Linked DNA regions of Homo sapiens: all the other regions are linked to region 1. The links are chromatin contacts, found by Hi-C in ENCODE. All regions are on one chromosome and are shown on one strand. Each heading gives the region's core, a stretch centred on a gene start or an enhancer-like site at or near the end of the contact. The rest is flanking DNA. Distances are from core to core; before and after follow the strand shown. Region 1 has its middle 96 kb from the start of FDX1. Region 2 overlaps LOC100132078 (a long non-coding RNA gene). Region 3 holds the start of POU2AF1 (POU class 2 homeobox associating factor 1). Region 4 has its middle 15 kb from the start of POU2AF2. Region 5 has its middle 68 kb from the start of POU2AF2. Region 6 holds the start of LINC02550 (long intergenic non-protein coding RNA 2550). Region 7 overlaps LOC105369484 (a long non-coding RNA gene).

The links. A loop is a pair of places that touch in the nucleus more often than their neighbours do. Pooled maps may share reads with other maps.
Region 2: a map with no recorded cell type shows a loop between it and region 1 (9-fold over the local background). The contact joins two enhancer-like sites. A Hi-C loop is called at or near these places in 6 of 37 single-sample maps with no recorded cell type and 4 of 50 pooled maps.
Region 3: a map with no recorded cell type shows a loop between it and region 1 (3-fold over the local background). The contact joins the promoter of POU2AF1 here to the enhancer-like site in region 1. A Hi-C loop is called at or near these places in 6 of 37 single-sample maps with no recorded cell type and 3 of 50 pooled maps.
Region 4: a loop to region 1 is called in a map of mammary epithelial cell, with 4 times the contacts of the local background. The contact joins two enhancer-like sites. A Hi-C loop is called at or near these places in 1 of 168 maps with a recorded cell type or tissue (mammary epithelial cell), 14 of 37 single-sample maps with no recorded cell type and 10 of 50 pooled maps.
Region 5: a loop to region 1 is called in a pooled map, with 16 times the contacts of the local background. The contact joins two enhancer-like sites. A Hi-C loop is called at or near these places in 7 of 37 single-sample maps with no recorded cell type and 4 of 50 pooled maps.
Region 6: a map with no recorded cell type shows a loop between it and region 1 (10-fold over the local background). The contact joins the promoter of LINC02550 here to the enhancer-like site in region 1. A Hi-C loop is called at or near these places in 4 of 37 single-sample maps with no recorded cell type and 4 of 50 pooled maps.
Region 7: a loop to region 1 is called in a pooled map, with 9 times the contacts of the local background. The contact joins two enhancer-like sites. A Hi-C loop is called at or near these places in 2 of 37 single-sample maps with no recorded cell type and 3 of 50 pooled maps.

The regions. Positions count from the first base shown.
Region 1 is chr11:110,524,175-110,528,501 of GRCh38, reverse strand. No RefSeq gene overlaps it. Among named protein-coding and RNA genes, the nearest start is that of FDX1, 96 kb to the right of the region's middle. Within about 2 kb of position 1,986, at least 4 of the 41 ENCODE cell types and tissues checked have a DNase peak (open chromatin) inside an H3K27ac peak, as active enhancers do.
Region 2 is chr11:111,411,536-111,415,862 of GRCh38, reverse strand. It overlaps LOC100132078 (a long non-coding RNA gene), which reads left to right. Exons shown (of 4, transcript NR_046085.1): 3 at 882-1,025; 4 at 1,123-1,621. It also overlaps a transcript of BTG4 not described here. Among named protein-coding and RNA genes, the nearest start is that of POU2AF1, 34 kb to the right of the region's middle. RefSeq lists an enhancer at 1,252-1,591. Within about 2 kb of position 1,746, at least 4 of the 41 ENCODE cell types and tissues checked have a DNase peak (open chromatin) inside an H3K27ac peak, as active enhancers do.
Region 3 is chr11:111,377,544-111,381,870 of GRCh38, reverse strand. POU2AF1 (POU class 2 homeobox associating factor 1) reads left to right here and starts at 2,596. Exons shown (of 5, transcript NM_006235.3): 1 at 2,596-2,709. The coding sequence starts at 2,694. RefSeq lists enhancers at 1,440-1,659, 1,880-1,969, 2,620-2,669.
Region 4 is chr11:111,228,521-111,232,847 of GRCh38, reverse strand. No RefSeq gene overlaps it. Among named protein-coding and RNA genes, the nearest start is that of POU2AF2, 15 kb to the left of the region's middle. Within about 2 kb of position 1,772, at least 7 of the 41 ENCODE cell types and tissues checked have a DNase peak (open chromatin) inside an H3K27ac peak, as active enhancers do.
Region 5 is chr11:111,175,765-111,180,091 of GRCh38, reverse strand. No RefSeq gene overlaps it. Among named protein-coding and RNA genes, the nearest start is that of POU2AF2, 68 kb to the left of the region's middle. RefSeq lists an enhancer at 2,120-2,189. Within about 2 kb of position 2,476, at least 4 of the 41 ENCODE cell types and tissues checked have a DNase peak (open chromatin) inside an H3K27ac peak, as active enhancers do.
Region 6 is chr11:111,094,890-111,099,216 of GRCh38, reverse strand. LINC02550 (long intergenic non-protein coding RNA 2550) reads left to right here and starts at 1,899. Exons shown (of 2, transcript NR_149131.1): 1 at 1,899-1,987. It overlaps LOC102723966 (a long non-coding RNA gene), which reads right to left and starts at 2,062. Exons shown (of 3, transcript XR_428993.4): 1 at 1,856-2,062; 2 at 901-982.
Region 7 is chr11:109,968,139-109,972,465 of GRCh38, reverse strand. It overlaps LOC105369484 (a long non-coding RNA gene), which reads right to left. Exons shown (of 3, transcript XR_948004.2): 2 at 61-140. Among named protein-coding and RNA genes, the nearest start is that of ZC3H12C, 120 kb to the left of the region's middle. Within about 2 kb of position 1,250, at least 4 of the 41 ENCODE cell types and tissues checked have a DNase peak (open chromatin) inside an H3K27ac peak, as active enhancers do.

The sequences.
Region 1 (4,327 bases), core at 737-3,236:
GAAAGGCTAATCTACCATGATCAAGTAGGCTTTAATTCCTGGGACACAAGTTGGTTCAACATATACGAATAAACAAATGTGATTTATCACATAAACAGAAATAAAAACAGAAACCACATGATCATCTCAACAGAAGCAGAAAAGGCTTTCAATAAATTTAATATCCCTTCATGTTAAAAACCCTCAACAAACTAGGCATTTAGGAAACATAACTCAAAATAATAAGAGCCATCTATGACAAACCCATAGCCAACATCACACTGAATGGGCAAAAGCTGGAAGCACTCCCCTTGAGAACCAGAACAAAACAAGAATGCCCATTGTCACCACTCCTATTCAACATAGTACTGGAAGTCGTGGCCATAGCAATCAGGCAAGATAAAGAAATAAAAGCCATCCAAATAGAAAGAGACAAAGTCAAACTATCTCTGTTTGTAGACAATATGATTCTATACCTAGACTTCAAACTATACTACAAGGCTGCAGTAATCAAAACAATAAGGTACTGGTACTAAAACCAACACATAGACCAATGGAACAAAGTAGAAAGCCCAAAAATAAAGCCACACCTCTACAACCATCTGAACTTCGACAAAATCAACAAAAACAAATAATGGAGAAAGGACTCCCTATACAATAAATGGTGCTGGAATAACTGGCTAGCTATATGCAGAAGATTGAAACTGGATTCCTTCCTTACACCATATACAAAAATCAACTCAAGATGAACCAAAGACTTAAATGTAAAACATAAATATAAAAACTGTGGAAAATACCCTAGGAAATAGCATTCTGGGTATAGGCTACAGAAAAGATTTTGTGACCAAGACTCCAAAAGCAATCGCAACAAAAACAAAAATGGATAAATGGGACCTAATTAAACTAAAGATCTTCTGCACAGTAAAAGAAACTACCAACAGAGTAAACAGACAACCTACAGAATGGGAGAAAATATTTGCAAAGTATGCATCTGAAAAAGGTCTCATATCAAGAATCTATAAGCTTAAATTTACAAGCAAAAAACAACCCCATTAAAGAGTGGGCAAAGAACATAAACAGAGTTTTCAAAAGAAGACAAATATGCAGCCAAAAAGCATATGAAAAAATGCCCACATTACTAATCATCAGAGAAATGCAAATCAAAACCACAATGAGATACCATTTCACACCAGTCAGAGTGGCCATTACTAAAAAGTCAGAAAATAACAGATGCTAGCGAGGTTGCAGAGAAAAGGGAATGCTCATACACTGCTGGTGGAAATGTAAATTAGTTCAGCCATTATGGAAAGCAGTTTGGAGATTTCTCAAAGAACTCAAAACAGAATTACCATTCAACTCAGCAATCCTATTATTGGGTATATACCCAAAGGAATATAAATCATTCTACCATAAAGACACATGCACATGTATGTTCACCGCAGCACTATTCACAGTGAGCAAAGACATGGAGTCAACCTATATGCCCATCAATGGTAGACTGGATAAAGAAAATGTGGTACATATACACCACGGAATACTACACAGCCATTTTTAAAAAATGAGCTCATATCCTTTGTAGCAACATGGATGGAGCTGGAGGCCATTATCCTCAGCAAACTAACAAAGAAACAGAAAACCAAATACTCCACGTTCTCACTTGTAAGTGGGAGCTAAACACTGAGTACACGTAAACACAAAGAAGGGAACAATAGATACCGGGGCCTACTTGAAGGTACAAGGTGGGAGGAGGGTGAGGATTCAACAACTGTCTATCCGGTACTCTGCTTATTACCTGGGTGATGAAATAATCTGTATACCAAACCCCTGTGACATGCAATTTACCTATATAATAAACCTGTACTTATACCCCTAAACCTAAAACAAAAGTGAAAACAAGTCACTAGAGAATTTTAGTGGGTGCCTTCTTCCCAGTTCTAACCACATAACCCCTGTCTCTGATCAGACAAGCACTGCTGGAGGCCAACACAGAAACATAGCTGGCAATGGCTCACAGGGCATTTCCCATCCAGTAATGACCTGTCTGCCTCTACTTAACTCCCAACACCACAGTGGAAAGGGCACCTGAGGGGAAAGTCAAGCCCTTTCCTGAGTTGAAAGCTCACAGCAACCATTCAATGGTTTTGTGACGTTGCACAAGTCACTTAACTTCAGCGAGCCTCAGATTCCTCATCTGCAAGTGGGAATAGTAGCATCCACCTGGGATACAACACAGTGATGTTGTGAGAGTGAAATCAAAAACAGAGAGTGGAAGATGCCTTGTAAAGAAGGGGGCTCTGTGTGCCTCTGCCAAAGCTGTTGGCAGCATCTCTGCATTGAGGCCCATTAGAAAGCATGATCTAATTGGGTGATTCAGACAGGCTTCCCAAATGCATTACAGATCATTGTTAGGAAATGCTAAGTGGTGTCTGAGAGTTCAACCAGCCCTAAAGGTTACTCTGAAAGCCTGTGAGTAAACCGCAGTTATATCACTTTGGGCTCCTGGCCACCTGGCTGTGTTGCTAGAAGTGCTTCAGGCTTGCTCTGTTCAGACTTGGTTTGACCACAAGCATATTAAATATTAAATCATGCAGAGGCAATGGCAAGGAAAATAGCTATGTCAGGTGTTAGTTACTCTGCCTTTCGTTGCTATTCATAACAGTTTCCTACGCATTTAGAATGCTCCAACTTCAAGCCTCAGGCTTAAAAGAAATGATATCAAGCCTAAAGGAACTTTGTCCTAATTTCACTGGAAATTGAAAGTAGGCCCCCAGACATTGACGCTGTGTTTCTTCATGCTCTTGACAAGGGAAGGGCTCCAGGACAGATGCAGGCCCTCTGCTCCTGGGAGAGAGGCCGCTGCCGGGATTCAGCCCCTAAGACTTCCTTCCCCATTCACAACAATGATCCCTGGTTCTTCCTCCACTCTTCAGGCCCTCACCTCTACAGCGCTGACCCTACTTCACCTAGAGCAGCACTTCATTTTTATTTATTTGTTCCTGAGACAGAGTCTCACTCTGTCACCCAGGTTGGAGTGCAGGGGCACAATCATGACTCACTGCAGCCTCAAATTCCTGGATTCAAGCAGCCCTCCTGCCTCAGCCTCCTGATTAGCTGGCACTACAAGTATGTGCCATCATGCCTGGCTAATGTTTTAAATTTTGTATGGAGATGGGGTCTCCCTATGTTGCCCAGGCTGGTCTCGAATTCCTGGGCTCAAGGGATCCTCCTGCCTTGGCCTCCCAAAGTGCTGGGATTACAAGCGTGAGTGAGCCATCACACCCAATCTACAGCAGTAATTTAATGAAGGAATGAAACAGCCTCACCAATAGAGGGACAAAGTGATAGGAGCCTTCTCCTGGCCTGCAAAAGCAGTACCCAATACCCGCTTTGGGGTAATCCTGCCCAAAGGGTTTCATCAACATTTAATCATGAGGAAGCAACCAGATAAATCTAGGATGTGGGACATTCTAAGAGACCATTGGCTTGGACTCTTCAAACATATCAATGTTAATTTCTTAAAAGGCAGGAGATGTATAGATTAAAGGAGACTAAAGAGACAATTACATGCAATGTGTGGGTGAGCCTTGATTGAATTTAGGCCCCCCCCAAAAAACAGCTCTTCGAATTCTTGGGGAACATTGGAGAAGTTTGAATATAAACTGCATAACAGATGATATTATTGAATGAAGGTTAGTTATCCTGGGCAGGGTAACGGTCATGTAGTTATGTTGGAGAATATCCTTATTCTTAAAAGATGCATTCAGGGGGAAGAGACATAGTGTCTGCAACGTTCACACATACAAACAGCTGATACTCATCACTGACATTCTATATTTGCAGATTTGCCTGCTTGCTAAAATGTATTTCAGAATTATAGCCCCCTGAATCAATATTCATAGGGCTTTGACGGTTACTTGCAGACATACAGAGTGATGAAAACTTTGAGTCATCCGATACAAACATTCTCAGATGAGGTCAAGGAAGGTTGATCAACACTCTGTCTTCTTGTTTCACACTGTAAACAAGTGTCCTTTCTGTGGTCTATTTAGTGGCACATTTTTTGCATTTTTATTTTTGTTGGTGATTTCACTACTTAAGATTGCCCCACGCACAAGGCTGAAGTGCTGTCTAGTGTTCCCATGAGCAAGAGGGCTGTGATGAACCTCATGGAGAAAACACGTGTTAGAGAAGCTTCGTTCAGACATGAGTCATAGCACTAACGGCCATATGCTCAGTGTTACTGAATCAACAATATATAATACATAAAGTGTCTTCAAACAGAAACACACACAAAACAAGCTTAATGAAAATGCCAGCAGAGGTTCTTAGCAATCTAGCCCTGTATCTC
Region 2 (4,327 bases), core at 497-2,996, 890 kb before region 1:
TGCTATATTGTCCAGTCTGATGGCAGACTCCTGAGCTCAAAGGATCCTCCTGTCTCAGGCTTGCAAAGTGTTGAGATTACAGGCATGAGCCACTGCACCTGACCTCCACTGTATTTCTAAACTGTGGGTCTCTGGCTCCTCTAATTTTCCCCCACCCCGTAGGCCCAGCCTCCAGGGCTGCCATGTCTTCCCCTCCCAGCTCTGCTCTGGAGGCCTGATTCTCTGGGAGGCTGTTGGGCTCACCATTGGGAAAGGCCATCCTTAGGTCACGTGGGGCCATAAGCAATACCAGCCTCCTCCTCCTGCCATTTTGCACATCAGGAGATACACCAGGAACCTCAGTGTCTCTCTTTCTCTCTCTAGCCTGGTCTCTGGGACCTAGGTCAGGAGGGCATGATGCTTTCAAATAGAAGAAGAAATCTCCAATTCTTTTGCCCTCTGTCTTTGCAAGCCCTATCTTTTATATTCACTTCCTCTGACTTCTCAGTAAACATTGGTTTGAAAGTGAATGGTATTATCAGCTGCCAGTTTACAATATAAGGGGGTCTGTAGAGGAATGAAGGAGAAGCAGCTTTGGAGGAGGGAAAAGTGATCAAAATTAGGTTTCCGTCCTTTTGGGTTGCAGGGGAGGCGGGGGTCACTGGTAACAGTAAGCCAATAACAGGGCTTTGCAGAGCAGGACTAATTCTGTGTTCTGCACTGGGTGAGGCAGGTGCAGTTGCCACCTGGGCTTCGATCTGGGTCCCAGAGGAGTTAGTTCATATCTTGGGGCCATCTTGCAACTGCAATCCCATTTTGAAGCCAGGTAGCAGAGTTTGTGCTCATAGTCATTTATTCTTTTTAACTGTTTCTGTCTTTTATTCTCCTTCTGTGTTTTCCAGAGCAGTCTTCTTCCCTCTCCCCAGCCTCCCCAAAGACCTGCAAATTTTGTTTTCTGTTAAGTGCTCATCTCCCCCGACCCCCCTACAGCTGGGGAAGGTGTTGGTATCTCCAGCGACTTCAGGCTTCAAGTTTCCTTCTAGGAGGTACAAGTTGGCTGCCCATGCAAATCAGTTTTGCCTGGGGATCTTGGGAGAAGAAAGGGAAGCTCAGAGGAGGCACTGATCTTGCCCTGTGTTTTAGGGAAGCTGCTTTCGCTGCTGCTTTCAAGTGACCCGGATCTCATTAAACATACTGATGTGGGGTGTGCTTCTGAGAAGGTGCCTGAGAAATGAACTTGGCTTGCTTGTTGCCTTTGAGGGTCTGTGGGAGAGAATCATAAGCCTGTCCAGATCTTATCTTCTCAGGAAGGGGCAGGAAAACAACACAGCAAAACAGCTGCCCGGACGAGAACACCATCTAGTGTCTTCACACAACACACCCACATTTGGTGGTTTCTGTTTCCCATGAAGATGAAAGAGGAGGGGAGAGGCGTGTCAGGGATTCCCTGAGCCCTGATAGGAGGGTTCAACTGGGCGAGGAAGGGACCATCAGGCCAACCCATGTAGGTGGACCCACTCAGCTCTCAGGACTCATCTCCTCCACCTGGACCGCTCTCCCTGGTGGGGCATTGAGGGACTGAGGGCTCTGGTTTTGTTCTCTAGAAGAGGTGATCCATCATTAAAAATCTATTAAACATGCACTCTGTGTCCACCTTGTACTCTGTGGAAGCCAATTAGATACAAGACCATCCTGGCCCATGTGCAACTTCATTAAACCAATCACCAATAAAGGAAAAATTAAGTAACATGTAACACACGTGCTCAAATCACACACATGAGCAGTTAGGTGGTACATGACTAATTGGCAAATGAAAGACACATTCACTCTCAGTTTGCTCCTACACTGACATTTCGCTGAATGAACGGAACAGTCAGAAGGGTAACACACCACTGCAGCTAGCTGAGGTGGGGGCGGGAAGGGGAGGGTCTTAGATAGGGCAGCGTGGCCTGGCTGGAGCTACGCCAGTTGTAATATGAAGGACTTGTTTTCTGGATGGATTCAGGGCCAAATTTGCCATGTTCCCGGAAGGCTCTGGTTGTACCTTCTTGGAAGACATCCATCCTACCTGCTCTCATCTGTCCCCTTCTCTTCGATCAGAACCTACTGCTGAGCCTTCCTCCATTGCTTGCTGTAACACACTCTGATATAGGTCCCCTGCTTCTACCCTTCAGAATGATGCCAGCAGCAGCTTGTCTGCTATTGCCTTGGCCAGGATAAATTCTAACTGAAATGCCAATAGAAATGAATTGAATGGAATGGAAGGTAATTGGTTTGGGCAAGTCTCAGCTCTGTTTCTCACTAGGTATGACTGTAAGCCTCAATTTCCTCATCTGTAAAATGAGTACAAAAAGGATATCTTTATTGTATGATTGTTATGAGGATCCCAGGAGATAATGAATGTGAGGGCACCTATCACAGCACTGGGTGTGTGTTCAGAGTCTACTGCTATGTGGGCATTCACCAAGGCCCATGCCAAAGCAGTGCTTCTCAAACCGGCGTGTGCATTCCGATCACCTGAGGAGCTTGTGAAACATGTGGATTCTGATTCAGTGGAACTGGATGGGGCCTGAAATTCTATATTTCTAGTAAGTTCCTGAGCTGGTTCAAGGACCACACTTTAAGTAGCAAGGTATAAAAGGACTTTGTGATCGGAATTCTGCATTTCCATGACTCACTCGAGTGCTGACCCTCCCCTGCATTGATGGTTTACGCTGACTCTTGCCTTCTCTGTGTTTGGAACCTTTTCCACCTCCTTCTAGTCTCTATCTCACTCCACCTCTGTTGCTGGCCTTTTTGGCACCTCAATCTACTTACCCCAGTGGCCTCTGACTCTGCACTTCTCTCCGACTCTGCCTTCTAGAGTGGCATTGCTCACACCGACCACCCGTCTTTAATGCTTCTGGTCTAGTGTCACAAGACTCTCTTAAAATTTGCCTGAGGTAACCTTTGGATAAAGCCCAACCCATTTTCCTTCTCCCCTGGGCTTCCAGGAAGCTTACAATGAAGTTTTGTGTTGAGTTATAACATTCTCTCCCCAAGTTTTATGATAAAATTAGTTTCTTCCCACTCGCCATTCTTCCGTTATGACTTGGTTCTTACAGATTTTATTTTTTTGTCTTATTGTAGGTGTTGCTATTTGCTAGCTGAGTGATCTTGGTCAAGTCACTTAACCTCTTTGGGATTCTGTTTTCTTTCCTATAAAGTGGGGATAATGAAGGTACCAACCTCGTAAGACTGTTGGAAGGATTAGATGAGTGAATATCTGTAAAGTCCTTAGAACAGTTTTTGACACATAGTAAGCACCACATGAATGTTATTCACTGTTGTTGTTATTATTCTATAAACTGCCTCAAACCCTTTTGAAAGTGAAAATGGTATCATCATCATCAGAAAAGCCGTGTCAGCATCAAAGTGGTATGCAATACACCATGAAATTATTGTATTACCCTGAAATACATAAGTTATGGGACATCTTTTAAGCTAGAAAGAAAGAAACTTAGGACAAATTAAATCAAATACAGATAGTAAACTTTAAGAAACTCGTTTCTTGTATCCTAAAATCAAGTAGTTCCAAGATGGATTGAAATGAAATAGAATTTGTCCTACCCACCTCTGTGCCTTTGAACCACAGCAGCCTACTGATAGGCCATAACATCTCCACATCACAAAGTGGGCTTTGAGCATTGTAGTCTTGATTGAAACAATTCTTTTGAACCTGCTCACTTCTTTTCTACCCTGTTCTAGCTTTCTGGTCTATTGTAGCCCTGGACTCTTGGGCCTTGTCTCTCATTTCTGGTCCAATTAATTTCTTAAACCTAATCACTGGATTCAGCTGACCTGATTTGACACCGTTGCCTTCTCTGACTTATCATATTTCTGTCTGCTTCAGGACACCATTCCACTGGATTTTGCTCTAGCTCCTAGGACTTTACTGGATGACCTTCTGGGGTTCTCATGTATCTGCCTCATACCTTCATGATTCCCTCAATGAATTTATTTTATGTCTATTCTGTGCCAAACACTGATATAAAGGCTAAGGAATATAGAAATAAAAAAAGACCAACAAAAATCAGACAAAATTTTGGCTACCATGGAGCTTACTTTTTTTGTTGGAGGAGACAGACATAAACAAATCAATAAATGCTGTATACTCTATATTCTTAAAGTGTGATCCATGGGCCAGCAGCAACGGTATCATCTGAAAGCTTGTTACAAGTGCAGAACCCAACCCTATACAGTCAGAATCTGCAGGTAACAAGATCCTTGGTTGATTTGTGTGCACATTACAATTTGAGACATGCTGCTTGTACAAGATAGTGTGTCCATGATATGAAGGAAAAGAAAG
Region 3 (4,327 bases), core at 1,347-3,846, 850 kb before region 1:
AAATATTTGCTGTTTCGATCAAGTCTTGATTCCAAAGCATCTGCCTGTATGTGGTCACTGATATGCAGGGTATTTGCTGGAAGAAATGAGCTGGAATCTGCCTCATGAGCTGTGAGGCCATAAGAGGTGATGGGTTTATCGCTGGCCATGATGGTGGGCTTGCCCACTGACATTTTGTTTTTCTGCCACTGTACAAGATCTGATTTGTCAGAGTAGCTCTGGGTCTCACCTTTTCCTTCCCTCTTTCCAGAGGACAGAAATTTATTCCGGGGGATATAGCTTCTGTTGATCTGCTTCAGGTTTTAATAATAATGATCCTATATTACTACTAACAAACATGGCTGACACTTGGCATTTACTGCTTTCAACTTAATAAATATCTTTTATTTTAATGATTTAGAGCTCTGGCTCTAGTCAGATGAACTTGGGTCTGGCACCAGCCTATAACCTGATAGCTTGGTGACATTGGACAGATGAAATTCCCTAAGCATTTGTTTGTTTCTCTGAACAATACAGGTAGACGTTTCCTTGCAGCGTTGTTGTGGTGACTAGATTAGGTAATGTATTTAAGGCTTAACATGGAGCCTCTTGCACAGTAAGTGGTTATATTATTACTTTGTGGAAATCATCATGCTAGGCCTGTGGGGAGAAACTGAGATGAATAAGAAAAAGTTCTGAATTTCACGGACTTGGAGAGAATAAGACATGACCAAAAGAGACAAAAGACAGACCCGTGGGAGAGAGGACCAGCGAGGCCACATATCCTCCTACGAACCTGTGAGACACTCACAGAACTGGTTCTTCATTTTATAGATGAGGAAACTGAGGCTAGAAGAGTTATGTGACTTGTTGAAGGGGACACAGTGAGTGAGTGTCAGAGCCTTCATGGGAACCCACGTCTCCTGTGACTGAGGCAGGCCTGAGGGATGTGCCTCTGTTTCTCATGGAAACTCCTTGGCGCAGCCCAAGGCCTTGAGATGCTGCCCCCTGCCAGGCCAGGGTGTGGGCTGCCAGCCACCACAGCATGGGGGCCTCCACTGTCCTGAACTTCAGAGGCTTTGCGGGGAGGGCTTATAGGCAGCCAGGAGACAGCCTTCTCTGGCTTTTAAGTGAATCATTTATAAAATGTTGACAGCATTTCTCCTCAAGACCTGCCCTCAAATCAGCAACCGATTAGAGACAGTAATTCATAACTTTATCAGATGAATTTTTATTGGGGGTCACTATGCTCCAGGTCTTGTGTGGGGCACTGGAGAGGCAAAGATGAAACCTCCTTGAGAAACTGTCAGAGTCATGTGACAATTCACCATCACATAATGAACAAAGTGCTCTAAGATCTGAGAAGACGAACAAGTATTCTCTGGGCTGGGGGTTTGTCCTTCCGGCAAGAGAGGACGGCAAGGTCAAAGGCAGGGAATTGCATGGGTGTTTGGTGGTGCTTAGAGGGCACTGGGACCAGTGGTAGGAGGGCAGTTGGTGGTGAGGCTGGAAAGGAAGGCAACGGCTCGATTGTGGGAGGCCTTCTAGGCCTCCAGCTCTGTGGCTGAAGGGAGAAGGTGAATGCTTTGTAGGCTAGGGGATAGCATGATCAGGTCTAGGTGGTGCAAGATGGCTCTGAGGCAGTATGGATGGCAGAGCAGCAAGGCCCCACACCTGCTCTAGGGGGTGTGCCAAGGGGTCTTGACCCCAAACTGACTGAGTCCCTGGAGCCTGAGCATGTGGACCTCAGATATGCAGTGGCAGAAGGCTTCCAAACTGTGAAGGAACCGGTAGCCAACACCATCTACACTTCCAGATGGTGAGCCCATGACTTACTTAAAGAAGCTTCCTGTTATCAGTGGGTGGGCACTCGCAAAGAGGCTCTGTTCATCTTGTGCCTACAAGCCCAGATCCAGTCAAAGAGCACGGGCATGTTCTCCTTCCTTCCTTGAGGGTTGGCCTCTTTTTCCGTGGGCATAGCCGACATCAGAGCCAGCGCCCCCATATTTCAGCATGATTAAGCCTTGCCATTTTGGGGGTGGCTGGGGGCGAGGGGAGGGGCTACTGTGTTTCAAAATGGAATAAACAGAAAAGCAATATTGAAAGAATGAGGAGGTTGTTTACTGAGGCTTGAAGAGATGACAGGTGTTTCCTCCCAGTTGAGAACCAGTGACCCCTGGGAATCGCATTTCCCGCTGAGCAGGCGCCCATGGCGGGCTGAGTCCTGCCCATGCCCTGGTGGCCTGGAAGCCTGCATGGGCGCCGTGCAAAGATCAACGTTTTCCAGAGGAGCTTTTGGGCTCATCACTGGCCTGGGGAGGGCTTGACACGGGGTTCCCACAGCTTGCCCCACACCACCTTCACACCCACACACAGCAGGTCCCCGCGGGGCCGGTGCAGGCTGTGGCTGCCCGCGCTGCGCTGTTGCTCTGTCCCAGCTGGCTAGCTCCGAGTGTGGAGCGCTCTGGGCCGGGGCCGCTGGGGCGCGCACAGTGGGGTGACAGGCGGCCTGGCTGCAGAAACGTTGCACCGGTGCCTGAGGTGGGAGGATGTGATGACGCGGCCCACGCAGCGGGAACCCAGGCCTTTAAAAAGCCCAGGAAACAGCCTCAGCTCAAGCGGTGGCTCCACTGGAGGAAAACACACCCCGGTCTCACATTAAAGAAGCCAAACTGTCGGCTTCAAAGAGAAAAGGCAACATCCTGTCACAGGCCATGCTCTGGCAAAAACGTAAGTGGTTTGGCTGTGGCTGTCAGACCCAAGCGAGTGCCAGCGGGGCAGGGCGATCACAGCTTGGTCTGGAATTGGGGAGCTGGTGGTGGAGGTGATGGGGCCACGGGGGGAGGGGGTCTGGGTTCCAAGCCCCGGAGCAGGGAGGGGGGAGGTGGGCGGGATGGAGCCTGGTGGAGAAACCAGCCTGTCAGAGGTGATGCTGATTTTCCAGGCTGGAGGGGAACGAACTAGTGTTCCAAGGTGGGACGGCTCAGGGTACCTCCGCTTCTGTGCATGAATCACTGTGGTGAAGAAAGGGCAGTTTATGATTCACACAACAAAAGCCAGATGTGGGATGGGTTTGGGGTTGGGAGGGAAAAGCCATGCAGTTCTTTACAGGAGGGGCTTTATTTCCATAAGCAGTGGCTCTTCAGCCTTCTGTTGAATTCCCTGGGCCTGTTTCTAGCTGAGTGACTTAGCTTTCTGCCAGGTGTGACTTGTCCCTGTGGATACCCTGGGAGGAGTGGAGATCTGGCTCGGTGAAGCGTGTCCTCACTTGCTCCACTGTCTTGCCTTTCGTCATTCTTTTTCCCCTTCTGTGACAAGGCTTGTCCATCCCACTGCAAAGGATGCAGTGGGTTTATCTTTGGCCTTGATTTTTATCCCCGGAGTTGGATGAAACAATTGTGAACTTTATTTTCCTTTATGTGGACCAAACAGCGACTTACCTTACTAATAACTGAAATAATACAGATTATTTACAACATTCTTTTCACGAGGTAAACAGCGTCAACTCATCAGCTTCTGAGAGTTGAACCTTATTGGGGCTAGTTCTATACTTCCTCAAGCAAGAAGAATGACCAAAAATTGCTCTGTCTTTCTCTTAAAGATTCTTGGTTCCTTAAAATTCGTTTTAATTAATTTTAGTATGCTGTGCCTCAAGCAAGCTTAATATAAGAGAATCTAGATTTACAGAAGAAGATATATTAGGGAATGTTTTTATTTTATGGAAAGATACTTGATTGGATCCACTAAAGTTCGGAAAATATAACTTCATTGATTAAAATGTGACACTGTCATCACCAATTTATTGTTTGCTTTATGTCTTATGTAAATTTCTCTGGAATTAAGCTGATTAACCAGTAACACAGAAGAGTGATTTCAAAATTTCTCAGGTTGTGAAGACCCACCATTGTTTGATATCAAAAGGTCAATTTTTTAAAAAAATAAAGAGAAATGAGCTTTAATTTGGGTTTGAGAGTTATGGACTCCTTCCAAGATAACTAGGAATATTCAAGAATTGTTGGCACGCCACTCTTCCCAACAGGCGATGGAGCAGCGGCAGCCTATCCTTTCTGGGACAATGGCAGCTGACCCTGTTGTGAGTGCTGTGTGGATGAGAGCAGGTGGGCATTCATCTTTTTACTGGGGGCCCCTAAGCATCTGTGTGCCCTTTCACTCAGGGCTGAATCATTTGATTTTTGTGTGAGCCCCTGGAAGGAGTTTTGCCTCAGCTCCTACCTTCTATGAGCAAGCCACTTTCCTTTTTCTCAATCCTTAGGTTTTTTGTATGTTAAGTGGGGGTAAAAATCATATCCACACTGAGGATCTATCCTTAGTAAGTGAGGTGCCACCG
Region 4 (4,327 bases), core at 523-3,022, 700 kb before region 1:
TATCCAATTTATCATTGATGGACATTTAGGAGCATTTCTATATATATTTTAATCCTCAAACTTTGGTTCATACTGTTTTCTCCACTGGTAACATTTTCTTCTGTTGTTTACTAAAATTTTATTTATCCTTCAAATCTTATCTTATACACATGTCCTCTGTGAAGACTTTCCTGTTGTCCCTGAACTGAAGGTGATTCCTTCCTCATTTGATCCCTGCAGATCTCTCTATTGTATTTGTTTTTCTTCTCTCAACTGTACTTATTCCTTTACTTGCTTTGTGTTCCCATTAGATCTTGAGTTCTGAGAAGGCTGAACTACCTATCTCCTGTAAAATGTGACCCAGAACCTTTTAAATAGTAAGTGCTCAAATATTTACTGAACATAGGGAAATTCTCTGAAAGGTGGTGAGGAAATAAAATGGAAGAGTCACTGAATGACTGAGTCCAGAAAAATAGCTTGATATTTTTCTGAACTGTAACATGAGAGATAAATAAACTTTATTTTGAAGACACTGTAACTCAGGGCCTGTTACAGCAGTTTAGCCTTTCAGGCATATACAATTGGAAACACGACTATGTTAAGTATGTTATGACATAAATACATCACTAATATAGACATAGGAAGGCTCATTCATTCATTGATCCCTGGGGATGATCAGTTCTGTATGATAAATAAATAAAGACCCAAGGGAGATCCCTTTAGCCTACATAAGTTTAGGGAGCTCTTCAATGGCCTGAGCTTTTGCAATAAGGAGAAACAGCAGTCTGGCAGCTGTGGCAGGAATCTGAGATCAAGTGGAGAGGCTCCTGACACGACTCTGACCAGCAAAACCATCTGACCGCTAGTGAGACTGAGCCCTGAGCTCAGCTTAGAACAAAAGGTGAAGTCACACTTCACTCAAGGATAGAGTCAACATTAAAAAGTGAAAATAAAGGTGAGTCAAAATAGAAAAGAGAGAACGGGGCAGGGGAGCCTGAAACTTTAGGGAGCTGAGTTACAGAGGCTAAAGGAAAGGTGAAGGAGTGAGTTGCAGTGTCAGTCCTGATATGCCCGAAGGGCAAGTCCTTGATGGTCAAATAGAAGAAATGCCATCCTCTGCCTTGGTCTGAATACTGAGGGGTTGCTGGGGCTGGGGTGCCTGGAGAGCAGATGTAACAAAGCCCAGGGGCAGAGAGAAACATCTAGAGTATCATTCTTAGAAAACATAACAGAATATCAATGCCTGCAGGGTCAAGGGTTCCATCACACCTTGCACGCTGCTAACCTGAACAGACTTGGGACCAAATCTGTACAGACTGACCATCATTCAACCTGGCATAAATTGACACTAAACTTGGCCACTTCCTGAATCTGATTTTGTCTGTTTTCCACCTCTCCTGTCTGATCCTTTGAATGCTTGAAATTTCCCCATCTCCCCAGGTTTCTAGAGGTGGAGTGAGGGAGCCCAATCAGCTGCCTAGTTTCCTGAGGTTGGACCCTGGCACAAACCCTTCTTATCAACCATCCTGAATTGACTTCACCAGTTGACAGCCTCATCTGCACCTGACACCAATGTATGAACATTGCTCAGAGTTCTAGAAGCTGTATTTAAACCTCTCCCCTCAGACTGAATCTCCTATCTGCCCTCCTTTCCCTAACTCTCCTTATTCACATGCCTAATCTAGACTACAGTTCTTTTGGGGGTGTTGAAATCCATTGACCTGACCTACTAACCTCCCTCACATAAAAGTTCTTGACCCTGGCCGGGCGCGGTGGCTGACGCCTGTAATCTCAGCACTTTGAAAGGCTGAGGTGGGCGGATCACCTGAGGTCGGGAGTTCGAGACCCCTGGCCAACATGGCGAAACCCCGTCTCTACTAAAAATACAAACATTGGTCAGATGTGGTGGCACGAGCCTATAGTCCCAGCTACTCGGGAAGCTGAGGCAGGAGAATCGCTTGAACCCGGGAGGCGGAGGTTGCAGTGAGCCCAGATCGGGCCATTGCACTCCAGCCTTGGCAACAAGAGCGAAACTCCGTCTCAAAACAAAACAAACAAACAAAAACAAAAAAACCCGAACAACAACATAATAGTTCTTGACCAGGCTGGCATAAAAAGGACATCTTTTAATGATGCGTAGCTGTAGGCTAGAGGGGAATGCAGAAAGGAGGCTTTGAGCATGAGTAGTTTTTGCTTTCGATTCCCTTTTCCTGCCTTGGGCGATCACGATTTCCCCTCTTGCCTCCTTTCACCAGGGACATTCATTTGGGAGTATTTTCAGTTTAAGCCACTAGGTGGTGCCTCAACCCTATCCGCAGCTCGCCAAAAGGGCTTGCCCCGGCAGCTGGGCAAGAGCGAGGATTTTTTTGGGAACTGCAGTGACCTGGAAGGAAGGTACTCTTTTCTTCCTGAAAATCGCGGACATCAACCTGAAATGCTCCTTCCATGACTGGTTGCAGAGAAGGAATCCATTTCCCGACCTTCCCTGCCTATCCCTCCAATTCTTTCCCCTACGCTTTGCTGTGGATCACTACATAGCATGGCACATAGAGGAGGTGCCTCTTTCTCTGAGTGGTCTGGGCATGCAGAACTCTCTAGTTTACCACAGGTGGGAAAGCCATGTGGTTAAGGGCACAGGCTCTGAATCTATAGGGCCAGGTTTGAATCCCGGCTCCACTTACAAATGATGTAAACATGGGCGAGTCACATAGCTTCTCTGTGCCTCAGTTTCCTCATCTGAGAAATGGGGAGAAAGACATTGGCCTGTCTCAGGATTGTTCCATTGTAATGATGTAGCTGTTATTTATTAGCACTAGATTTATTTGATCCAGTTAGACACTAGATGAAACCAAGCAAACTTTGGTCCTTGGTAGGCTCCATTTGCCATCTTCCTGGCCCTCACGATAAAATACGAGCCCACATCTTTTCTAGTCTTCTAAGAAGGATTCTTGGTATGCCTCCTCCTTCCAGGACTGAGAGAACGCTACTTCTCCTTCTGACCACAAAGCTGACACAAGATTGGTAATCTGCTCCCCTGGCCTTGAATTTTTTTCTGTGGGAGGCAGAACCCCTACACTGTAACTCCAGCGTTCCAACTCAAAGTTGGCTGCCCCGCCCCCCACATCCTGCCCACAATCAGCTTGCTCTCGGCACTCCCTTCCCTTGTAACCATTGTGCATCTAACTTGGCACTTTTGTTCTGGTTTACATTTCTGGGTACTCTGATATAAAACCTTTGAAATCAGTTTGGTATAAAATCATTTATTCAGTGATTCTTATAGCCAGGTACTGTGCCAATATGCTTTGTATCTGCTGGGCATTGTTACTGGAGTGCGTGTCTTCCCTCCCAGCAGTCTAGGGGTGGGAACCGGCTCTCCTGTCTGTCTCCACATTGCAAACAGTAGGGACTGCAAAGTCATTGGTTCACTGGCCAACTATTGGATGCACGGAGCTGTGAAGGGAGAGAACACAGTCAGCCCCCTGGATACAGTAGTCCTCTATTCTTTATTAAGTTTAAAATGAAATTCCCATCTTCTTAGGGGCTTACTCTGAAAATCACTAAGAGAATAACCTCTACTCTATTGATAACAACTCTTGGCCTCTCCGACTTCTCTGAACTGTTTGTGCTTTATGTCCTTCCAATTTGTCCTCCAGTTAGTGGCTTCTTGACTGACTGTTGGGGGTAAGTGAGGACTGGATAATGGGGAAAATAAAATCTTCCACGAGCTGAGGATTTTTGAGATGATCCCCCTCAGGTGTCAGGGTCTTGAAGCCTTGGGAGCCGTTCCCTGCCGCTAAACAGCTGTTTGATTTCCTCAGCTGGAGAACTAGCCCTTTCTTCCTGACCGGCTCACGCAGGAGCTGAACCTTTTGGTCAGGAGAGGATTTCTGTGTCTACACACAAAAGATATACATAGTCTCACTCATCCCTGACAAACAGATTTGTGCCTTGGATTCTGTGGTGAAAATATTTTGTTTTTTTTTTTCTTTTATTAAAGCTTGCCCATTTTTTGTTGAAGGCTGCTGAAGGATGTTGAGTGGTCCTTCTCCTGATATCCCTAAATGGGCACTAGGGCCATAGCTGGAAACAAGAGGTGTGAACTATCTTCCATTGTAAGGAGACCCACCAAGCCCTGGAGGTCCCTGGAAGCCACCCCCACCCAGACTGGTTAGGAGGTAACGAGTAGCTCCTTCTACCATTAGCCACTTGTATCCCTCTCGCAAGTCTACATAAGAAAACTAGGAAGGGGGTGCTATGGTTTGAATCTGTGTGTTCCCCCAAAATTCATTATGATGGAACCTAAGACCCAATGTGATAGTATCAAGAGGTGGGGCCTCTCAGAGGTGAT
Region 5 (4,327 bases), core at 1,227-3,726, 650 kb before region 1:
CCAGAACCTGTTCTTTTAAGCATCTTGGACTAGAGGTGCAGGCAAGAATGAGACTGAGAAGGGTTTGGACCAGCGGAGCCTAAGAAGTAGGGAGGCTTTGTTATTGCTCACTATTACCCACTGCACGCATGTACACACACTCACATGCATGTGCACACACTCACATAGGTACACACACTCATACACACGTACATACATTTACACAAATGTATATACTTACGTATACACACTCTGATCCATATACACTCATGTCCATATACACACATTCACATAGTACACGTGCACACACATACCTCCCATACAAGTAGAGATGGTAAAGAGAACACATAGGTTTGAAAAAAAATCTCGTTATTTCTAGTAACAGTTTGAAATGTTACCGGAACAAGCCAAAACAGGAACAATGTGTCATCACAATTGCCTTTATATTTTTTTCTCATTTAAGGATAATGTGGTTTTTCTTAGCCTAAAGCTAAATTTAGATGAAGAATTCTGAAATGTGGTAATTTTTGCATAGCTATTTATAATGCACTTTTAAATAGATAATTAAAAGATAACTTTAAAATATGAATCTAATGGAAGAATTTGGTAGATAATTTGGTCCAATGATGTAGTTACATCAAAGAAAACTCAGAACCCTTTCAGCCTGAATGAGAGAATATTATTATTTTTACCTACTTCCCCCTGAGGCAATCAGGAACTCCATACCTTCTGCTATGCAGAAATTGGCATGATCTGGCTTCTGGTCTTGTCTGTGGCAGCCACATTTGTACAAGGATGACACTTAGGTACCTAACCTATCTAAACTCCTTTGGATAACACTTGTGTTAGAATTGTTTGGTGCCAAGTACCTGAAAGCCACTCCAGCAAACTTAAGATCTGAGAGGAGGTGGATATAGAAGTCCCTCATGGAACCAAGGGTAAGAAATGCTGCTGGGCTTCCTCTCCCCTCTCCCTCTTATGAGCTGTGTGGTCTCACATTTCTGCTCCTCTCTCTGTCTAATTATTGTCTATATTTTTTCTCAAAATGACCCTTTCTTCTTTGCATTTACTTGACCTGACTGTAGCTTTAAATCATTCTAGGTGCATGTTCACATTCTGACCCAGCTCTCTGGATCTCCATTCAGAATTGTGGAAGGGGATCTGATGCTTGGGCTAGGTGTCCACTCTTGGTTCAGTTAGCTGTGGCTAAACAGATGGGTATAACTGCCCTGCTCACTGACTACTCGATAGGAATTCTTGATGCAGACTCTCTGAGAAAGGGCACTTGGGATGAGTAGAGGATGAGAGGGATTAATTCATGGAGAAAATGATTTGGGCGCCTTACGTTAGGTTGTTCTTGCATTGCTATAAAGGAATACCTGAGGCTGGGCAGTTTATAAGAAAAGAGGTTTAATTGGCTCATGGTTCTGCAGGATGTACTGGAAGCATAGCACCAGTATCAGCTCCTGGGGGGGCCTCAGGAAGCTTACAGTCATGACAGAAGGCAAAGGGGCAGCAGACATCTCACATGGCAAGACAGACAGCAAGAGAGGGGGCGGGGAGGGGTCACACACTTTTAAACAGCCAGATCTCCAGAACTCAACTCGCTATCTTGAGGACAGTGCCAAGAGGATGGTGCTAAATCATTCATGAGAAATCTGCCCCATGAGCAAATCACCTCCCGCCAGGTCCCACCTCCAACACTGGGGATCACAATTTAACATGAGATTTAAAGGGGAAAACATCCAAACTGTATCACACCTGTAATACAGCAGTGAACATTTTCCCTTGTATATATTGCTAGAATGCCCCTAAATATTAAAAGCAGATTTGTGGCTGGGCGCGGTGGCTCACACCTGTAATCCCAGCACTTTTGGAGGCTAAGACGGGCTGATCACGAGGTCAGGAGAGTGAGACCATCCTGGCCAACATGGTGAAACCCTATCTCTACTAAAAATACAAAAATTAGCTGGGTGTAGTGGTGCGTGCCTGTAGTCCCAGCTACTCAGGAGGCTGAGGCAGGAAAATTGCTTGAACCCAGGAGGCGGACGTTGCAGTGAGCTGAGATCTTACCACTGCACCCTAGCCTGGGTGACAGAGTGAGACTCCATCTCAAAAAAAAAAAAAAAAAAAAAAAAAGAGCAGGAGCAGGTTTGTGTGAATAGGGTTATACTAACATTAATACTCAAACACTGAGGCACAGAAAGGTTAAAACAATAGTCTAAAGTGACCGTGTTATGTAGTAGAGTCAGGATTAAAGCCTAGCACTCTGGCCCCAGAGCCTGTTATCTTAAGCATCTTGGACCAGGTGTGCAGGCAAGAATAAAAACAGGAAGAAGGGTTTGGTCCAGAGAAGGAGCCTATGAAGCAGGGAGGACTTGTGACCTGCTGTGGTTTGAATATACCCCCCAGATTTCATGTGTTGGAAACTTAATCCCCAACACAACAATGTTGAGAGATGGGAGCTTTAAGAACTGATTAAGTCATTAGCCCTAATTAGCCCTTATGGATGGATTAATGTTATTATTGAGGAAGTGGGCTTGTTATTGCAAGAGTAGATTTGTTATAAAGGGGAATTCAGCCTTCTCTTGCTGTCTCTTGTTTTTTTGCACTCTCTTCCCCTTTTGCTTTCCACCACAGGATGATGCAGCAGGAAGGCCCTCACCAGATTCAGGCCACTCACTCAACCTTGCACTTCCTAGCCTACAGACCTGTCAGAAATAAATTTCTTTTCTTTATAAATTACCACATATGTAATATTTTGTTACAGCAGCACACAATGGACTAAGACACCACCTCTCACTTATAACTTTCATATATACATACATATGTACATGCCCTTGTGTGTGCATGCACACACATACACCCACAGACACAATCTGAGCTTTTAATGATATTAAACACCTTCTCTCAAGTATTCTGGGCATCCCTTAAGGGTTCTTACTTGTGCCTGTGGGTCCAGGTTACTCTTATTTTGTCCTCTGTCATGCCAATTAGTGCCCCTTCTCTGGTTCCAGCTTTCTGCATGGGCCTCTGTCCCCAGTTATGCCCAGATCCCTCCTGATTCATCCAGGCCACCACTGCCATCAGCCCCTCCATGGAATGGGGAAGGAAAATGCTTTTTCTTCTGTGTTGCACTTAATTGGGGCAGGATGAACTGCAGTGGATCACATGGTCATAAGGCATTGCAGGGTTTGGTGGAACAGCTCTTTCCATTGTTACATAGGCTCCTTTCTCTCCAGGATCACACATGCCGCCCAGACAGCTAGATTTAACAAAGGCTTTAAGCATAGGTCACCACCTGAAACTCTCTCTTTGTGACCTGCCAGGACTTGTTGCTGATTTCCTCTGCTTGGTGAATTTTCTTTTCGGTTCCTTTCTTCACTGTGGTTTCCATTGCATCTTTGACTCCTACTCGATCATGAATATCTGAGATGTCCGAACCATAGTACTGGCTATTGTTCAAGCTTTTATTCCAATGAAGCTCCTAGTTTCCATGTAAACTAGTGATCGCAAATTGATACTTGATGTGTGTGTGTGCCAGCATGTGTGTGTGCATGTGTGTGTATGCATATGTGTGTGTGTGTGAGAATGCTATTACTAGTGCCACAAGATGGACCTGTACATGTCAATTCAGGCTTCAGAAATATATAACTTGCCAGATAGTGTCTTGGAGATGATTAGGACCTCTAGTTTCTTTATAGTTGGTGAGCAAATCTTTCATACACACCACAGTCCTTTACTGTCCCAAGATTCTTTAGGTCCAGCATTCTTAACCTGGATTTGTGGACCCCAAGTGGGTCCATAAGTGAATACTAGGGAGTCTGTGAGAAATTGCCTGCAAAATGTTATATGCACATGAACTTGTTAGGGGAGATGATCTATAACCTTAATTAGAGGCACAAAGCATCTGGATCCCCAAAAGTTTGAGAGCCAGACATTCAGACTGGCCTTGGCATGTGGGAAGCACTGGATGTGACCTAATCCAGAAAGGTGAAGGGAATAAGGAAACCAACACGCACTGAATGGCTGCTATGAGCCAATGTCCTGACCTGGGTTCTTTATGTGTTTTCTCATTTCATTTTCAAAACTGTTCCGTGTAGCAGTTATGACTCCCATATTCCAGAGGAGAAATGGAAGCTGAGAGGGGTTGAAGGAAGGTCCACAAGGCCACACAGCTGCTAAGTCAGGCAAACATGATTTACACATCTAGGCTTTTGGCCTCTAAATAACTGTGCACTTTCTGTGACATCATGCTGACCCCCGAGAAAAACAAGAAATACCAATTTCCATAGATTTCATAAGCACATTGGTAAATACTGCATTCTATTTTTTCTACAGCCCATAC
Region 6 (4,327 bases), core at 650-3,149, 570 kb before region 1:
TATATTCCCTTGAACATAAACGCCAGATAAAAAGAAAAATCAAACTTCATGCTTTGGGGACTGAACAGATTGCCTACCATGGTTAGTAGAGAGTGCCCTCCCCCGCCTCCTCTTCCTGAATTAGAAATACATTTTCATGGCTGGTGTCCCTAAATGACCAGATATTTTTCTTTTTAATTACATTTGTTGGGACAGTTTGCACTGGGGAGAAAAGACCTACTGGGATGATAGAATAGCTTAATGGTTAAGAATAGGCTTTGGAAGCCTGTAGACCTGGGTTGGTCATCAATACCTCTGTTGCCTTGAGCTCATTGCCATTAGATTCCTGAGTTGTCAATGGAGATAATAGTCCTTAGCTCACAGATTTTTGTAAAGGTTAAATGAATTAATGTATGTAAAGTATATGCAAAATGTCAAATAAAGGAAGTGACAAAATGTTAATTATTATATAATAGTTAAGGTAGAAATAAAATGACCTTTACATGCAAAAACATGTGCACCTTGACAGCCACTGCTACAAACCTTAAGAGATTTGCCATTGCCTGCCATTAAACCCAGTAAGGGCTTAAATGCTTTGTCAAACTGACAGGCATCACTCTGTGGTGGTTTTAGATTCTGTACTGAATTATATCTTTTAACAAGACTTGTTCTTCTCATTTTGGTATAATATAGAAGACCAGTATAGTTACATGGGTGATTATACAGAAATAAATGCAGAGTTTTCACATGGTCCAGATTGTTCAATCATGGTTACATTAGGATTCAAGTGAAGGGGAGACTGCTACCAGCTCCCTTGCAACACTCAGGCATTAGAAGATGAAGTTGTGTGAGGTGTAAGGAAGGGCTTTCTATTTGTGGCAGACATGAACCTATGCTTTGGGGACTGAGCAGATTGCTTACCATGGTTAGTACAGAATGCCCTGTTGAAGCCACATGAGGTAATTTCTGACCACAGGTAATGAGATAGAAGAAATGTGAGTTTCTAGAACAGAAAAAAAAATTATATTGTGAGTCTTCATACCACTGAAACTGTAGTGCTTAGTTTCAGTTGATTTGGGATGCCCTGTCTTTCTCCCCAGAATCGGGGGATGGGAGTGTGATGCTGTACCAAGGCTTGTCTTTTATAGAGACCAACATTTGTGAGTAATCCTCATTCACATTCCATTGTCTGTAATTAGTCTATTATGGTTGCTAATTGTCACATGTTTCTAACTGAAAACAGTTTTTTAGGTTCCTAGAATTTCCTCATTTCTTCTACGACCCTTCTGGTTCCAAAGAATTGAACCTGCAACTCTCAGTCCATGTCAAGCCACCAGGCCACCAGGCACTCTGTGGGACCACCTAGGACCCTGACAATTTCCATGGCAATCTTGGCTGCCCAGGATTTCTCAGTGGCTCTCAGACTCCACCAGAGCGAGGGACACTCTGTGAGGCAGCTATGGGCCAGTCTTTGCTGACACAACACCCAGACTTTCACCTCCGAAGTCTGTGTCTCCCAGGGATCTGAGTTCCCCTCTTATATTCATCAGTTCTGTTTGAGAGTTTAGCATTTCTTCACCAAGCTTCTTTTTGCAAGGGACCCACAAGTTCTACAGGAATTTTGTTTCTCTCAGACCCTCTCTTCCTAGCCCAACAGAGAATCTCAACTAGATCCCAGAATGGGAAGGCTTTTCTGACTCATCATGCATTCCTCCAAATCTATGGTTTATGCTTATGACAGAGGCAGGAGGCAGCCAAGGGTCCCCAGCGAAACCCTGCCTTCAAGCCTAAAACAGCCTGAAGGCTGAAAAACCGGACTTCTGGTCCCGGATGAAGCCCGCCCCTTCCGGACTGTTTCTTTCTGAATAACGCCCACCTTTGCACTGGGAGAACGGGGTGGGGCCTCCAGAAGTTCACGCCATTTGCAGCGGGGAGGAGCCTGTTCCTGTGTGGCGACCTGGGCTTCAATCTGTGAGGCGGGAAACCTGCTAGCAGGACTCTTGCTTTGGTGAGAGTTTTTTCTTTTTCCTTTTCCCCCAGTAAATTCCGTTTTCCTCACCCTTCTGTGTGTGTCCGCGAGCCTAATCTTTCCTGGTCATGTGACAAGAGCCCGGTTTTAGCTGAACTAAGGAGAAAGTTCTGCAACGTTTAGACATCTCTTTTGAAACACAATAAACTTTAAGATAACAGAAAATGTTAAATAGCAATTTGCCAAACATCAGGAAAGACATGGAAGTAAAAAAATGTGAGCTTTTAAAGACAAAAGTCATATCAGATGCAATTAAAAATACTCAGAAAATTTGGAACCAAGTTCATATTCAGGAAACATGGCATACGTTTTGTAGGAAATCACTTAAAGTAAAAAAAAAAAAAAAAAAAAAAAAGATATAAAAACGTTTACTTCTAATTCTTTCTCCCAAACTCAATTGCAGAAATGCCATAGAAGGGACAAGAAAGTGTATAGATTTGAGCATTTAACATTAAAAATTGGGATGGCTCTGGGGAGAGAGAAAGTGCCTGTATCCTTATATGGGAGAAAACAGTAGCTGTGGTAGGAGAGGCACCAGGATCTGAGGATAAAGTGGAGGAGTTATAGAGCTAGGTTTTCTTTCCATTTCCAGTCTATTATTTGAGGACCTATGCTTGTCCCTCCACCAGTGGATTTTTTCTAGAAAGCCAAACAAAAACAAACATTAAAACCAAAAATCCCGGCTGGGCCTGGGGGCTCACACCTGTAATCCCAGCACTATGGGAGGCCAGGGTGGGCAGATCACCTGAGGTCAGGAGTTCAAGACCAGCCTGGCCAACGTGGCGAAACCCTGTCTCTACTAAAAATACAAAAATTAGCTGGGCATGGTGGCATGCCTGTAATCCCAGCTACTCCGGAGGCTGAGGCAGGAGAATCGCTTGAACCCAGAAGGTGGAGGCTGCAGTGAGCCGAGATCGTGCCATTGCACTCCAGCCTGGGTGATAGAGCGAGACTCCGTCTCAAAAAACAAGCAAACAAACAACAACAACAACAACAAACCCAAATCCCCATCAGTTCTATCCCAGTGCAGCCAGGATCCACAGCAACCTCAGGGCCATGCTGGTGCTCACTGTGGTGAGGAACCGTTAGACAGCAAATTGGTGGTGGTATTGGGTATTTTATCACTCCACCCCACTTCCCATTAGAGGGCTAGTAAATTAAAATCAACAGAGGAACCTCACACTGGGGACAGGGAGCAGGAGCTGTGCACATAATGATGGGCAGAGTCAGGCTGTAGAGCCAGGGTCTTCCACTTTGGGGCATGCCCCCTTCTTGTTTAAGCATATTAGGAGAGGCACGATAACCAGGGATGAGAGTTTGGCTGTGTCTCCCATTTCATATTACCAACCAGGGAAATATGAGCCCACAGGAAACACTACAAAAAAGGTATGGATAGACATACATCTTTTAAAATTATTGTCCAGCCTTAAAAAAAAAAAGCTAATATTATTCAGCCTTAAAAAAAAAACCCAAATCCTGAAATACGCCACATGGATGAACCTTGAAGATGTTATGCTAAATAAAATAAGCCAGTCATAGAAGAACAAATACTGCATGATTCCACTTATATGAAGTATCTAAAACAGCCAAACATGTAGAATCAGAGAGTGGAATGGTGATTGCCAGGTTGTGGTGGGAGTGGGAAATGGGAAGTTACTAATCAACAGGTATATAGTTTCAGTTTCAATTATGTAAGATGAGTAAGTTCTGGAGATCTGCTGATCAGCATTGTACCTAGGGTCAACAGTATTGTATTTATACACTTAAAGATTGGTTAAGATAGTACATCTCATGTTAAGTGTTGTTACCATAATAATAATAATTTTAAGAAAGACTGCCAAGTGAATAAGCTATACCACATGCAATGAAATTCATGGCCTTAATAAGTCAAGCATTCACTACTAATTTATATTTTCAAAAAGATATAGAAGAATATTGTTGATTGAATTAAAAAAGCAGAATCAAGTGGCAAAATTGGGCAAGGAAAATATGGCTGTTGAAATAAGAACTCCATAAATGAATGTATTACAATATGGCTGAACAATTAGTTTGCTATAAGATCAGGTTAAGAAACTCCTTCAAAAAGCATCAAGATGTAATAAAAATATTAGAAATATAAAAGAGAAAACAAGTGATATGGAGGATAGAATGGAAGTGACACCATGCAAATCAAAGGTGCCCGTAGAAAGGAAAAAAAATAAATAACTGGAAGAAAAGAAATATTTGGAAAAAGCATAAACAAAAATTTGCTTGAATTTCAGGTTGAGAGAAATCATTGGGTGCCGAACAGGTTAGAACACCTGAAACATTATAGACATT
Region 7 (4,327 bases), core at 1-2,500, 560 kb after region 1:
TATTAATTGCGTAGAGCTCTGTGCTAAGGTTTTGCATATTGTAAAACTAAAGGGGCTTACAGTCATGTTGGAGAGATGGGGTGTGTGCATCGTCCAGTGCAGCATGTCTCAAGCACCCTCTATGCGATGGTCCCAGGAGTCTGGGGAAGGAGAGTAGCACGAAGCAGAACTATCAACTGCTGAGCCAAAAAGGCATGCACTGTGACACTTGAATTGCAGCTGCTTTAGAACCGTACCTAAAAATAGCTCCAGCTCAATCTGCAGAAATTCTGACCTTAATGGATATGCTCGAGTTCAAGAAAGATGATTTATTCTTAGATCTTTATAACCAACTGCGAAGGAAGTCTCAATCTCAGCAACATCAGTGATTACTCCTAATAATATCTATCTCCCAGACACATGCTTTGAAGATGAAATGAGACGATACAGGCAAAACAACACTGATTGCAATTCAGATATTTACTGGTATGGCTCATTATTCTTATATATTCAAGAGGTACAGTGGGTGCTTTTACATTTTAATAAGGAATACTAGATACCGAGTGAGGCCCTCCCCTCACATCCACCAAATTGATCACTGCAGTGTTTGCATCAAAATAGCAGTATCAGTATCAAAATAATCAGATTTTGAATGCCTCAGAATACCCAAAGCATCCACTTCTAAATTGCTATTTAAGATGAATGCTCTACCTTTTATATTGCATTTTTGAAACTGAGTCAATCAGAAAAGTACTTTGATGTTGTAAATACCTACACATCAGCTCATCTGCTTTTAAATTAATCAAAATATTTAGGCATCTTCACAGAAATTTCTCATATTCATAAAACAAGGCAATAGTTATTTACTTCCTGGCATGGTAATATGTTTTGGGCAATCTCTGTTTGACTTGCATAAAAGGAATAAAAGCTAGTTTCATGAAACTCCATTGTCAGAATAATGAATGTTTTAAAAATACACTATTCAAAGCCTGCTCAACTCTCTTCCTCAGGCTATGGAGAATGTTTCTCCAGTGAGTCTTAGAAGGAAGGAAACCCTTCCTTCACCCCACTTCCTGTGCCTCCTTTAGAGCTGGGCTTGTAGCCAGAGTGAACAGAGAATGGCAAAACTGTTAAAAGGTTAACCGTCAACATGGCGTTCTCAGCATCTCTCAAAGGCACTTAGGAAACTAGTTGCAAGGAGATGAGTAGCAGCCAGAGAGCACCCCAGAGAGTACACTTGTGCTTATTATTCCACATGATTACATATTCAAATTGGTTTTAATTCCTGGGCAGCCATGGGGATGTTGGGGGAGGTGGGAAATAGCTTGCTGGAAAGGGGCAAGAACGGCGGAAGGAGCAGGTCTGGCATTAAAAATGTGCTGCAGATACTTCTCTAAGGCAAATGAGCCTCACGATTACGAATTTAGGCAACAAGGAAAGAGCTGTGGATCTAAAAAACGAGGTTGAATTTCCACGTGACATATGATAATCCCTTTCAATACATTAAGAATTCTACTTTGCATCAGCGTTACAGACTTCTTTTTCTTGAATCCTTCATAAAGGGCTTTAAAAAATTCTACTGTGGCCAGGTAAGTTAACCCATACCCATGCTGCCTTATAGATTCAAAAACCCCAGGGATTATAAGTAAATGTCTGTGACATTTTAGTCAGCTGGAGTTGGTGTTAGGAAACTTTTGAGGGTTCGTGGCTACAGATATAACCTTTGGCTGTCTTCACCAACTGTGGTTTTGAGAGGATTCACAGTGGTTACGTTTGAAGGTGTGGGCAGAGGTAGGGGAATTTGAAAAACATATGCAATTGTTTATTAGCTTTGTATGTTTGTAACCTTTCAATGGCACTTTCAAATAAAAAATACTCAGCATTTGAAAAGCCATGTTTTATTGCTAGAAATAGAATAAATGGAATATAAACATAGATAGCAGTGAGTATAATCTATTTAACACACATTATAGGATTTAAAAATCCTAATCAAGTTTGCCATTTCATCCAGGAATCTGTAATAGAACCTAATTGAGATGTGTTGAGACTTGGGAGGATTAATCACAGGAGGATGGAACTGAATTAGGAGGAGGTGAGACTCGGAGAATGAAATGCAGCAGGGATTTCGAGGAGAGGGATTGGACTCAACACAGCATTATCTAGAAGGTTAACAACAGACTATGGCTGATAGACCATGTAATAGCAGGAGAACCCAACATAAGGGTGTGGGCAATGAGAGTTTTGACCAAGAAGAATTTCAGAGCAAGTGATATTCAAAGGTCTAAGTAGCTCTGTCCAATAGAAATATGTAGTTTAAAATTTTCTAGTAGCTATATTTTAAAAAGTAAAAAGAAACATATACAATAAATTCTAATAATATATTTCATTAAACTCACTATATCCAAAATATTATAACTTGTGGCACAGTGCCCAGTGGCCACAGGTGGCTATCATATTGAAAAGCACAGAAATCAATCAGTTCTTTGGCACCAGGTAAGTCTATCAGGTCAGAGGAAGACCAACATCATGACTGGATGGAAATGGGCATATTAAATGGACGTGTTAACTGGTAATTTGCAGAAGAGAAAGTATAAATGGTTAGACAGTTTATAAAATAATTTCCACCTCACTTGTAATAAAAGCTATAAAAATTAAAATATCAGCAAGATATTATTTCTCAACTGTCAAAATAGCCAAGGTTAAAAAAATGGAGTTGTTTGAAGGTATGCTAAAACTCACATGATGCTGTTAGCAGTATAAATTGGTATAACTATTGGAAAATAGTTTTATATTTCATATCAAGAGCTTGGAATTGTTTTTCTTACTTTTGGAACTCTATAACAAAAAACAATAGCAATCATTACTGAATGCTTATTACATGAAAGATGATATGTTTAGCGTTTAATTATTTTAAGTCTTTTAACCATCACAACAGCTCTGGGAAGTAGATGTTATTATCCAGTTTTAACCCTATGAAAATAAATCAAAGTATGGAAAAATTATGGATTAATATGTTATTAATAGCATTGTTATAAGAAGCAAAAAATAGAGGCAAAAAAACAGATTTAGTAAAAACCCTAATATTTCAGAATCAGGAAATAGTTAACTAAATGAAATTTTTCAATGGAATCAATGTATTTGTAAGAGTGCTTTTTAAAGAATATGAAATGACATGGGAAAATACATATCTTAGTCTGCTATTGCCACAATAAAGCCGCATAACAAACATTAAATCTGTCTGGCCGAAAACAACAAACATTTACTTATTTTGCTTATGTTTGCGGGTTAGCTGGAATGAGACTCTGCTTTTGGCTTCAGGTAAACCGGCCTTGGCTGCAGGTTGCAGGTCTGGGCTCAGGTATGTTGCTCTGTATTCATTTTGGAGCCCAGGTTGAAGGGGTATCTGCTACCAGGGGGAAGCTCTTCTCATGGGAGTCTCCTAGGGGGCAAGAGGATGAGTGCAACCACACAGCACATCCGCTTGCTTCATGTCTACCAACTTCTGATTGGCCAAAGCAAGTCACATGGCCCAGCCTAAAGTGAGGGATGGGGAAGTATCCTCTGCTTGCCTTGAGAAGATGGCAAGAATGAGTTATGTCTAATTCTCTTTTGAGGGAAAAAAAGAACAGGCACAAATAATTCAATTAACCCCAGTCTGCTTTCCATTGCCTTTCTTCACATCCCTCCCACAGGTGCTTGCGTCCATCTCAAGATCCTTCCAAATCTCATCCCCTGCTGGTGTCTTCTAGTAGGAGAAGAGTGAGATGCACATAGCGGTCATGGTTTATAGCCATTGTGAAATCCTCGTTGATCAATGTTGCCAGGTTCCCCTACCTTGGGAGAAGGGAATATTCTTACTGGCTTAGACCCCATTACTGCTCCCTGGGCATAGCTCCCCAAACCTCAGTTCATTATTTCTCTATGGTTTTTGGCTCCACTCTTTGGGAAGTCCCTTGCCAAAATCCCCCTTGGTCACTTCTAAAGTGGGCATTGGAGAATATGCCGTATTTGGTGTCTGAGTCACCCTCTCAGCCTGCACCCTCCCTGTGGAAGGTTGGGGTAGGAGGAGACTAGAGGCAGTTTTATATCTCAAAAAGTCACAATCGCTTTTAGTTCATGTTAACAGAAATTTTCTCAATATAGGTTTATTTTTTTATTCCCTATAAATGCAGGATTTCTGGGCCATGTTTATGTACTCTCAATTCTGTTGCAAGGTAGCCATGCTTTCCTTGGAACCTGTATTAGTCAGGGTTCTCTAGAGGGACAGAACTAATAGGATAGATGTGTATATGAAAGGACTTTTATAAAGAAGTATTGACTCACACAAACACAAGATGAAGTCCCACAA